Linked DNA regions of Homo sapiens: region 1 is linked to region 2. A link is an interaction called in ENCODE POLR2A ChIA-PET data of the cell type or tissue named here. Cell type or tissue: endothelial cell of umbilical vein. All regions are shown on one strand. Links, peaks and the distances in the headings refer to the core of each region. The heading gives the core; the rest is flanking DNA. Region 1 overlaps ADK (adenosine kinase). Region 2 overlaps ADK (adenosine kinase).

Region 1 (5,394 bases), core at 135-5,134, 180 kb before region 2:
CATAATCTGAATTTTATCACAGGGAAACATCAGTCAAACAAAAATTGAGAGACATTCTATAAAATAACTGGCCAGTACTCTTCAAAAGTGTTAATGTTAAGGAGGAGAAAAAAAGACTGAAGAATTATGCCAGATAGTAACAGAATAAAAGAATATGATTACCTATTAAGCACAGAGTAGAATCCTAGATTGTATCCTGGACCAAAAAAAAAAAAAAGTGGGATAATTGGGAACATCTGAAAAAGGTCTGTAGCTTCAATAATAGTATCACATCTATAGTAGTTTGCTGGTTTTAAAATTTTATTTATTTATTTGACAAAAATTCTACCTATTTATTAACTCCTTGGTTTTGATATATGTACTCTGGTTATATAAAATGCTAATGTTTGGGAAAGCTGGATGAAGGATATATGGAAAATATCTACTATTTTTACAACTTTTTTTTTGCTGCAAAATGAGAAGTTAAAAAAATTAAAAAATTTAAGACCAATGCTATGAAGAACATTCTTGCATGTAAATCTGTGCATATGTTAAATTATTCCATAGGATTAATTTGTAAGTAAAGTTACTGAGTCAAAGGATATGCATATTTTAAGGCTTTTGATATGTATTCTCAAGCTGTCACCAAGAAAAACTGTACACCAACATTTATCCCACTAGTAGTGGGTCTTAATTTTTCTCGAATTTCTAAGATGTACCAGCTGATATCTAAGGTCATTTCTAGTTATATTTTGCATCAAAATTTCATTTGTATTTCACAAACCAGTTCATATGTCACTTTTAAAATACATTGTTTCTCTGATCACCAGTGTGATGTGAAGTCATGCATTATTTCTATAGTGAATTTTTTGGTAAAATTCATACTGTAAATTGATAAAAATTTGGTAAAATTTCTACATACTGTCTTCTAGTGTACACTTCACAAGTATAAGCTCTTTGAAGTAAGGGCCATATACCTTTGTATCCAATTATTACTTCAAATATGGTATACATAGCAGTGGTTTAATTTAGCACTGCAGTAGTTAAGTTGCAACTGGCTTCCTGTCATAGACATGTTCAGATACCTTATCTGCTGACATTTCAAGTCTTAATTTTGCTTGCGTGAGCTCCTCATTTTGCTCTGCTCATATCTTTCTTGGGTCTTGATAGTTAAGGATGCACTTACTTATACAGTTGGGGTAACAGTTCTAAGCTAGTCCTGACAAGGGAAGAATAAAAATCAAGAATAGGGTGCCCTGCAATCCCAGTGACTCAGGAGGCCAAAGCAGGAGAATCACTTGAGGCCAGGAATTTGAAATCAGCCTGGACAACACAGCAAGACCCTGTCTCTAAAAGAATAGAAAAAAATTAGCCAGCATGGTGGCGTGTGCCTGTAGTCCCAGCTATATGGGAGGCTGAGGCAGGAGGATTGTTTGAGCCCAAGTGTTCCAGGATGAAGTGAGCTAAGATCACTCCACTCTACTCCAGCCTGGGAGACAGTCTCTTTAACTTAAAAAAAAAAGAGTAGGGTGCAGAATTATTTCTGACATCCAGATGTACGTTGTGATGATCTAATTGTGACTGCAAAGCTTCTGTTCTAGCTTAATAAATTGTATTCTGCACTAATCCTAGGAACTGGAATGAGCTTTGGTCTAGATTCCCTATCTTTAGCTATGACTGATTATCCCTCCTAGTCTCTGCCTTCTAAAACTAGACTGCTCTAACTCCAAGGTGTTGGTTAGGCATTTTAGTGCTTGCCAGTTCCTGACAACCTTTCTTCTTAGAAGACCAATATAACTCCTTTTACATAAGAATAGACTTCTCCAAGTGACACTGGCTATCTAAGAGAGAGCTTTTTCCAGTTTTCTTCTGCCACTCTCAGCTCACACAATATCTTGGTTGTATTCATATTAGAAGTGATGAGGTTGTTGTACCCCTTTGGAGTTAGATTAGTGCTCCAAAAAGGATGCATAGTGGTTTGGTTGAATAGCAGTCAGTAAAGTGGAGCCAGCAGGACCTGAAAAAAACTTAATCCAGGTGAGACGAGTGAGATTCTTCAGAACATCTGCCTCACCTGGATTAAGTTTTTTTCAGGTACTACTGGCTCCACTTTACAGACTTTCCTATTCAACCAAAGCACTATGCCTCATTCCTGGACCATTAATCTAATTTCCATAATCCTATTTAGTGCAGCTTTGGCTTGTGAACTACAAAAACAGCACAAGAGGTCAACATCCAAGAATCGTGACTGGCATGACTCATCTGAGGAGAAATGATCACCTCAATAGTAAACAGATATTTCTATTTTCCTTTGTTAAGTAAAACCTAGAAAAACTAGAAGAAAAAAGCTGATGCTTTGAGCCTGAATTGAGACTGTTAAATACATAGTAATACATAGGAAGCTGAGTTGCAAATAGATCCCAGATTAAATGTCACAACTGTCAATGGTGACAAATGTCTCTATGTATAGATGGTTTACAAGTGGCATGCTGGGTTGGGTTCTTAATATCACCTGTCAAAGAAACCTAATGATCCCCATTATGATCCACCTCGTATGCTCAAATACCAACGTGTAGGCTTCTAAAAGCTTACTGCAGCCAACTGTTCAGTTAAAAAACATTGTGGTAGGCCAGGTGTGGTGGCTCACACCTATAATCCGAGCACTTTGGTAGGCCAAGGCAGGTGGATCACTTGAGGTCAGGAGTTTGGGATCAGCCTGGCCAACACGGTGAAACCCCATCTCTGCTAACAATACCAAAAAAAATTAGCCAGGTGAGGTGATGTATACCTGTAATCCTAGCTTCTGGGGAGGTTGAGGTGGGAGGATTGCTTTAACCCAGGGGGCGGAGGTTGCAGTGAGCCGAGATCGTGCCACTGCACACTCCAGCCTGGGTGACAGAGCGAGACTCCGTCTCAGAAAACAAAACAAAATACAACAACAAAAAAACACTGTGAATTTCTTTCCCCTGCCCAAAACACTCTTAGTACTTAAAAAAAAAAAAACTCAACAAAATAAATCTGTAGAGCAATGTTAAATTAAAAATCGATAAACCTGAGGCCATTTCGAAAGAAAGCTTTTTTTCTTTAGACAGGGTCTCACTCTGTCACCCAGGCTGGAGTGTGCACAATCATAGCTCACTGCAGCCTCAAACTCCCTGGATCAAGTGATCCTCCCACCTCAGCCTCCTGATTAGCTGGGACTACAGGTGCGCATCACTGTGCTGGGATAATTTTTTACTATTTATTTTTTAGTAGAGATGAGGTCTCGCTATGTTTCTCAGGCTGGTCTTGAACTCCTGAGCTCAAGGGATCCTTCTGCCTTAGCCTCCCAAAATGCTGGGATTACAGGCAAGAGCCAAGAAAGCTTTTTTTTTTGATTACCCTGTGTGCCAAATTCTCAAAGTAGTGAGAGCCAAGTCTCCAAAAAGCTTATATATATATGCTATGAGGGCCTAAGGTCTAAATGCTTTAACAGATCCCTGAATAGTCAACTGCAAAAATACTGTTTATTTGATCATAACAAATAGCAATGTAGATCCTTCATAGTAATCATGTAATGATCTCTAATTTATGGTAGAAATAAAATGATAAATCTTACTACAAGAAACAGAAAACCAAGGCCATGGATTATGTTCCACAATTTATGGGAATATTCAGATTAACCAGCAGTATAGACAGAAATATGAACCTTGCTAGGGATCCATATAACTGTTGCAGGAAACTACCCTTGTTCTCTAGGCCTCCACTCATTGTTCCACATCCAATCTTCCTTAAGCCCTAGATACCCTCTAGATATTTAAACAACATTGGGAGGGAATAAGGTAATTTTAAAATAATTCCTTCATTAAAATGCAAGCCACTGAAGGAAAAATGTTCCATAGAAAATTCAGTCACAAATATTTATTTAAATGTTCACAAAAGTCACTTTTAATCATATACATCCTATAAATTTAGACTCTTGGGCCAGGCGCAGTGGCTCATGCCTGTAATCCCAGCACTTTGGGAGGCTGAGGCAGGTGGATCACTTGAGGTCAAGAGTTGAAGACCAGCTTAGTAAACATGGTAAAACCCCATCTCTACTAAAAATACAAAAAATTAGCCAGGCATGGTGACACACACCTGTAGTTCCAGCTACTTGGAAGAGGCTGAGGCAGGAGAATCGCTTGAACTCAGGAGGTGGAGGTTGCAGTGGGCTGAGATCGTGCCATTGCACTCCAGCCTGGGGACAGAGCAAGACTCCTCCAAAAAAAAAAAAAAAAAATTTAGACTCTTTAGTGAAGACATATTTCTACTGTTCTAAATTTCAGGTGATTCTACCATTGATTTCTGGACCCTTAAACCATGACTATCTCCTGGAAGTGGACACAAGTTTTTAATGTTAACTGCTGCTTCTATGTGGATTTAAAATGGGGTGAATATGATTTTCTTTAAAATATTATTTTAAACACCTATTTCAAACATCTATTTCTAGAGTCTATTACCAGAATTTCTAGAATTTAGTATCAGCTACAGTATCTTCCTAATTTATTATCAACTACACTAGTTGATTTATTTATTTAGTATCAACTACACTATCTCCTAATTTAGTATCAACTACACTAGTTGATTTATTTATTTAGTATCAACTACACATTTTATTAATGAGTTACCCTTTTTCTTTGAATAAAAAAATGCTTAATAAAATCCCATCTAGTGGTAATTCTTTTAGCAAACACTATAGTATAAACTTTCTCCATGACTGAATTCATTAGCCTTTTGCATTAGTCTTTATTTACCGTCTTTAAACCAAGCCAATCTTTATTAATTTTCTAAGGCATTTCCCTAGTGCTTTTACCATAATTTTTCTCTACAATTTTTCTAACCCTATCACATTTGTCTCACTATAACCCCATGGGATTGTTCATCACTAATACTTTTTAGAGGGATTATTGCAGCTTTTATTCTTTAGCATTTAATTAAAAAAAGGATTTTCATCTTTAGTATTTGTTGATCCCTCTGAAACAGGGCTTTATAAACAAATGGAAGTGTGATTCCTTTCTTTTATGGAATTACGGTAAACTGATCACAAAATGTTTCTCAGTCCAAAGGATGTCTTCTCTATATATATATATACTTTAAGCACTTAATAATGTATTGCCCAGCATAGCATTTAAATCCCATCACAATTACCATTTCAGAGATGGTTGCCCCATATCTCCCTTCTGCCATTTCTTGTAACAAATCATATGAAGGACTCTGCCTTTTGCTTTTATTACCTCATTAACTTTGAATACCTTTGTAATCTCAACTTGCCAAAATTGTAAGGATTCCTCAAGGCCTAGTTCATACATCACTTGCTTTGAAAAGCTTTCCCCAACTTCTTGTTCCATTTGTTCTATAAAAATTAGTTCATGAAAATAATATCATTTTTCACAT
Region 2 (5,394 bases), core at 208-5,207:
TATAAGTTTATAAATTATTACTTTTAATGAAATCAATGAAATAGTTGTTTCAATCCTTTACTATAGAATTTTATAGCATGGGGAGAGTAGAGAAAAGAGAAGGAAAGGAAATAATCATAAAATGATGAAGTAATTTTTAAAAGCAAAATCACTGAAAGGCCACTAATAACTTCAAGTGAAATGCCATATAAAAGCTTTTAATTGCCTTAAATTTGTGAAAACCTACCCAGGAGATCAACAAATTCACATCAATGAACTGCATTATACTAATAAGAGACCCCTGGCCTCAAGCCAGGGAGAACAAACAAAATGAACCATTCTCACATGGCTGCAAATTATCTGAAAAGAAGAGGAAGAGACAAAGTCAAAGTAACATGTTTGCATGGTGGGAAAAAGATCAAATATTGATCAGTCCAAGCTGAGGTAATTAGAGCCATTGTCAAGGAGATAGGATGCATGTTCTTAGTAACACAGAAATACATCTTTGTCTTACGTGTTGAGTAAATTAGCCATTCATTAGGTGGACTTTTATTTTAGAAATTCAATAAAACATCTGGATGGCATCAGGTATATATACATTTTAAATTTAGTAAATTCTTAACTGTTTTAAAAAAATCTCATTTGTGAGATTTTTCAGAAAGAGTTAAAAGAATGTGCTTGAATTTCTGTTAAATATTTTACTATCACCACGGTTTGCACAAATGAGCAAAATGTAAAATTACTGCAAAATGAGGATAATTTAAAAATTAGTACATTTGATTGTATATCCATACAAATCTATAAAGTGTGGAGCTTATATAAGTTGTTCTTATTTTTATTATAGTAAAGCCTACACATTTCCTTTTTTGAGTATACTGCCACTAATCATTGTTGAAAATTTCAGAGATTAAAGTAACATTTAAAAAGTGTTAAACTCTTAATACTCTATGGCAGAAAGCAAACCAGAAATGTGTTTTATTACTTGTTCACGAAAAATCCTGGAGCTATGCAAGTTATAACCACAAAGTACATCTGGTAGTCCAATAGGGAAATGTTCACCCACAATTAACTTGCCATGAGAAATTCTTAAAAACACCTGAATATTACAGATGACTTGAACCTTTGGTAAAAATAAGAAAGAAAAATAAATTAAAAAACAACAAAAACCAAAGGGAAAAAATCACCTGAATATATTTCTAATTATCACATTTCTGGAGCAAAATAAAGCTCCCATTTATAAATTTCCTAATACAGATCCAAAGGATTGTGTTTTTATATCAATTTACAAATTCATGGCTTCAATGATGTTTAAATGAAAAAGAAAGCTTGTATGCTTAATCTCATTTCTTCCCACTACATTCATATGTGTCAATCAATTAGAGACAGACTTCCAAAATTCAGAAAAAGCAAATCATTGAGCTCTGAAGGCAGCACCACAAAGCCTCATTCCATAAATTTAGTACTACAGAAGCTGTAGGTGAGTAGAATAAATGCCTATTTTCATGTTCTAGCTAATGAAATAATCCGAGTTTAGATAAAATTCTGGGCTACTCTGAAAATTCAAAATTCATTTATTTAAAAGATCTTTCATATTTTTGTTAATCAAGCCTATTTTCTCTGTTACAAATTTACTAAAATAACTGTTATTTGTTCAAGGGAGATATATCTTTCTTCTAGTCATGCATTATTATACATGGCTTAATTTCTGTGTAATTTTGTGTACATCATATCTATACACCGAGAAGTTATAGTTTGTCTAACATGAGCAAACACAACAGGCAAGTGAAAATTGAAATGTTTCATCAATGTATCCACTGTTTTTCAAGCCCACTTTCCCAAAATACCAAATACAGGAAAAAGTGAGCAAATAATTATTAATGTAATCATTATTTTTACATTGAGTTCTGCTACTATTCTATCAAAAAATACAAATTTTGTTTTCTTTCACTTTCTGGTATTTTGTTCCTTCATTTTAGGATGATTTTGTTCTATCATTTACTTCTTTGTAAAAAGAGAATGAATTACATCCATTTATGCCAAATTCTTTATCCCACTGAATCTTTTGACAGATGGAATGAAATACTCAAATAGTCACTTTAGTAGCTTAGCTACATATATGCTTTCCCACCTCCACCTTTCTTTCTGAATTGCTGGCAGAAGTGAATCAGGTGTGATGAAAATGAACCACAAATGTGGATGTCACTTCAGAAAGATAGGTTTCATTTCCAACTTTTTAGTCACATTTCAAAGAATATAAATTATTCTCATCTTTCATCATTAGCATTTTCCAAAATATAATCATTTAATACGGGCTACCAGTGCTCCCTAGGAAAGAACTCAGCAAATTGTTCCACTGGAACCCTGCTTTTATCATACCTTTGGGAAAAAGTGGAAAAGTAAATACACTGCTTTGCATTTTGTTACCTACTTTGCAGACAATTTTACTGGCTAAAATAACAAGGCAATGTTTATCTTTCTAGTAATAAAATCACTAAAAAGCAATCAGGGCAGAATACTTTTTGCTCTCTCCCTCTCCTCACAGCAAAATCTCTGCATGTCATCACTTGACTAGATATTATAAAATCAGAACAACTTGAAAAAAAAATCATGAAATAAAAACTATTGTTTTATTTTTTTCATAGAATCTCAGGCCAAATTCATCTAACTACAAAAAAAAAAAAAAAAAAAAAAAAAGGCAGCAGAGCCACAATTTTTATAAATTTTAAAAGCATGAAAACCAGAAAGGAAGCTCAGTTGTATTGTTTTTCCTTGGGCATTTTTCTAATATTTAATTAAGAAATGGAAAGATAGCAGGAAACAGAGCAATTTATATATATTAACAGACCAATGGCCTACAGATAAGATAGGAAAGTAAAAAGATAGTATAGTTAATTAATTAATCTTTAAGCCATTTATCTAATAAATCTTTAATTCCCCAACAAATATTTGTACTCAGTAGGATAAAACTACAGCTGCTTTCTTTCATATTCAACAGAAAAGCTATTAATATGCCTTGCTCTACAGAAAAGCTATTAATATGTCTTGTTCACTGGAAGATAAAGCAGAGAATTTTTATAAAGATTTTAAAACAAAATAACTAAACATTAACTTCAAATACATAAAAACAGGAACATTAAAAATCAGTTTACTGTTCCTTATTCAATTAAATGATGTATTTCAAATATTCTGGTTTTCTTATTATTCTCAGAGGTGATTTATTACAAAATTAAATTTGGATCTCTTCTGTATGCTGTTTTTAATTAATTCATCAAGCAGTATTTATTATCTTTTTAATGCAAGGCAATAAAACATTGAAGAGCAGACAAAACTGCATAATTCTTACTCTCAAAGAGTTTACAATCTAGTGGAGGAACAGAGAGAGACGAAATAGAAAATGACTTTCTCCAATTTAGAAATTGGGGCTGTATTGCTGTATTGATTCTTTTATTTGAGAAAAAGTCTCACTCTGTCACACAGGCTGAAGTGCAGAGATACGATCACAGATCACTGCAGCTTCCACCTCTAGATTCAAGTGATCCTCCACCTGAGCTTCCCAAGTAGCTAGGACTACAGGCACATGCCACCATGTCCGGCTAATTTTTATTTTTTTAATTTTTTGTGGAGACAGAGTTTTTCGCTATGTTGCCCAGGCTGGTCTCAAACTCCTGGCCTCAACTGACCTCCCACCTCAGCCTCCTGAAGTGCTGGGATTACAGATGTGAGACAATGTGCCTGGCCCTGAGTCTTAATATTAATTTAGATACAGTGATTTCGACTCCAAGTATAATCAGATCTGAATACATATAACAGATCACACTTCAATACAGATAGCTTTTAAGTTACGTTTTTGCTCATTCCTTAATCAACCTAAACAACAAACCATTGTTGAACTTTTTCAATTACTGTGCCAGGCCATGGCAATACAAGGATAAATAACACACGATACCAGCTTTTAGAAAGCTCACAGTCTAGTATTCTCGAGATCATCATTTCTTACTCTCTTAGTCACCACACATACTCCTGCCTCAATCTAAAGCATATGCATCATCCATGTTCCACTTCTTCTAACAATACTTAATCAATGAATTCAGGGAAAATGCTTGAAACAACTTTAAGATGTTAAGATTTGAAAAAAACATTAAGATACCTTTGTTTCCTTTATAATCTTGGCAAAATACTAGGCACTAAACAGATTCTCAAAAATTTAAAATAAAAAGATATAATAGGCACAATACACAAAAATAATGACCAAAATGCCCTGAACTTTCTATTTCTTTTTTCAAAAAACTTTATCCCAAGATGGTTTTTTTGAGGTGACAACTTGACTAGGCTACAGACTCTAGTTATTCAATCAAATTCCAATCTAGGTGTTGCTATACAGGTATTTTTCAGATGTAATTAAAACTCCCAGTCAGTTGACTTCTATTACTGGAGTATCCTGGATAATCTGGAGGGGCCTGATTCAATCAGTTGAAAGTAAAAGCCTGCACGTTGTGCACATGTACCCTAAAACTTAAAGTATAATAATAATAAAATTTAAAAAGAAAAGCATGGCTTAAGTTTCCTTGACAGAGAGAATAAATTCCACCTATGAATGACAGCTTCTGCCCATGCCTAAGAAGTTCAAGGCTTTCTCCCCTTCCTGGTTGCCTGCCCTATGGTTTTGGACTACTTAGCCAGTCTCCACAATGACATAGGCCAATTCCTCAAAATCGATCAACCAACAAATAAATCTTATTCTCACTCTATCTTCCCTAATGGGTCTGTTTCTGTGGCTGAATCCTATTAATACAATCTCATTATTTCAAATTATACTAATACATTTGGAAAGAATGTGTGCCTCTGCTTTTTAATTTGAAAAGTGGGCATTTTTTTTTTTAAAAAAGGCAGTATACTATCTGTTATGGGATGAGAGGGAAAAAAAGAAAGCCAGTATATATTATTGTATGTGTGTAAATAACATGTATACACAAGTATACATCTTGTATATAAGCGAGAACTGGTATAAACCTAAATAGGAATTCCTAACAATTCTTGGCCTAAATGTCAGCTTTCAATTAAAGAAGCCCAGATGTAGAAAAAAGCAGTCTGTCAACATTTTACTTTAGTTTTTTGTGTAGCCAGAGTTCTTCATTAAGCATTGAGGAGTGTCATAAAGGAAAAAGAGAACATGGCTTAATGTAAAAGTCACTTATCTTCCTGGGGCAAGGTTAGAGTCTAGAAAGTCTACATAAAAGATGAAATTGCATGTAATAAATACTTATTATATACAAGATACTATATGTATATATGCGTATATATATACACATATATACATGCTGCTTCATTTAATCCTCATAACAATCTAATGAGGTAAAAATGATTCTTATTGCATAGATGGGAAAGTTGAGGCTTACAGTTGTCCAAGGTCATACG

Evidence for each region. Peaks named below come from ENCODE experiments on the same cell type or tissue, not always from the same donor. Only the 100,000 strongest peaks of a DNase experiment are listed, where the experiment ranks them.
Region 1: POLR2A ChIA-PET joins it to region 2 with 5 read pairs; 2 of 35 experiments call an interaction of 5 or more read pairs at or near these places.

What each region holds. Positions count from the first base shown.
Region 1 is chr10:74,625,149-74,630,542 of GRCh38, reverse strand. The region is part of intron 9 of ADK (adenosine kinase); the gene reads right to left. Among named protein-coding and RNA genes, the nearest start is that of ADK-AS1, 99 kb to the right of the region's middle. In endothelial cell of umbilical vein, for the core only: no CTCF peak of the experiment used is centred there; a DNase peak (open chromatin) is centred at 2,222.
Region 2 is chr10:74,448,347-74,453,740 of GRCh38, reverse strand. The region is part of intron 6 of ADK (adenosine kinase); the gene reads right to left. Among named protein-coding and RNA genes, the nearest start is that of ADK-AS1, 78 kb to the left of the region's middle. In endothelial cell of umbilical vein, for the core only: no CTCF peak of the experiment used is centred there; no DNase peak of the experiment used is centred there.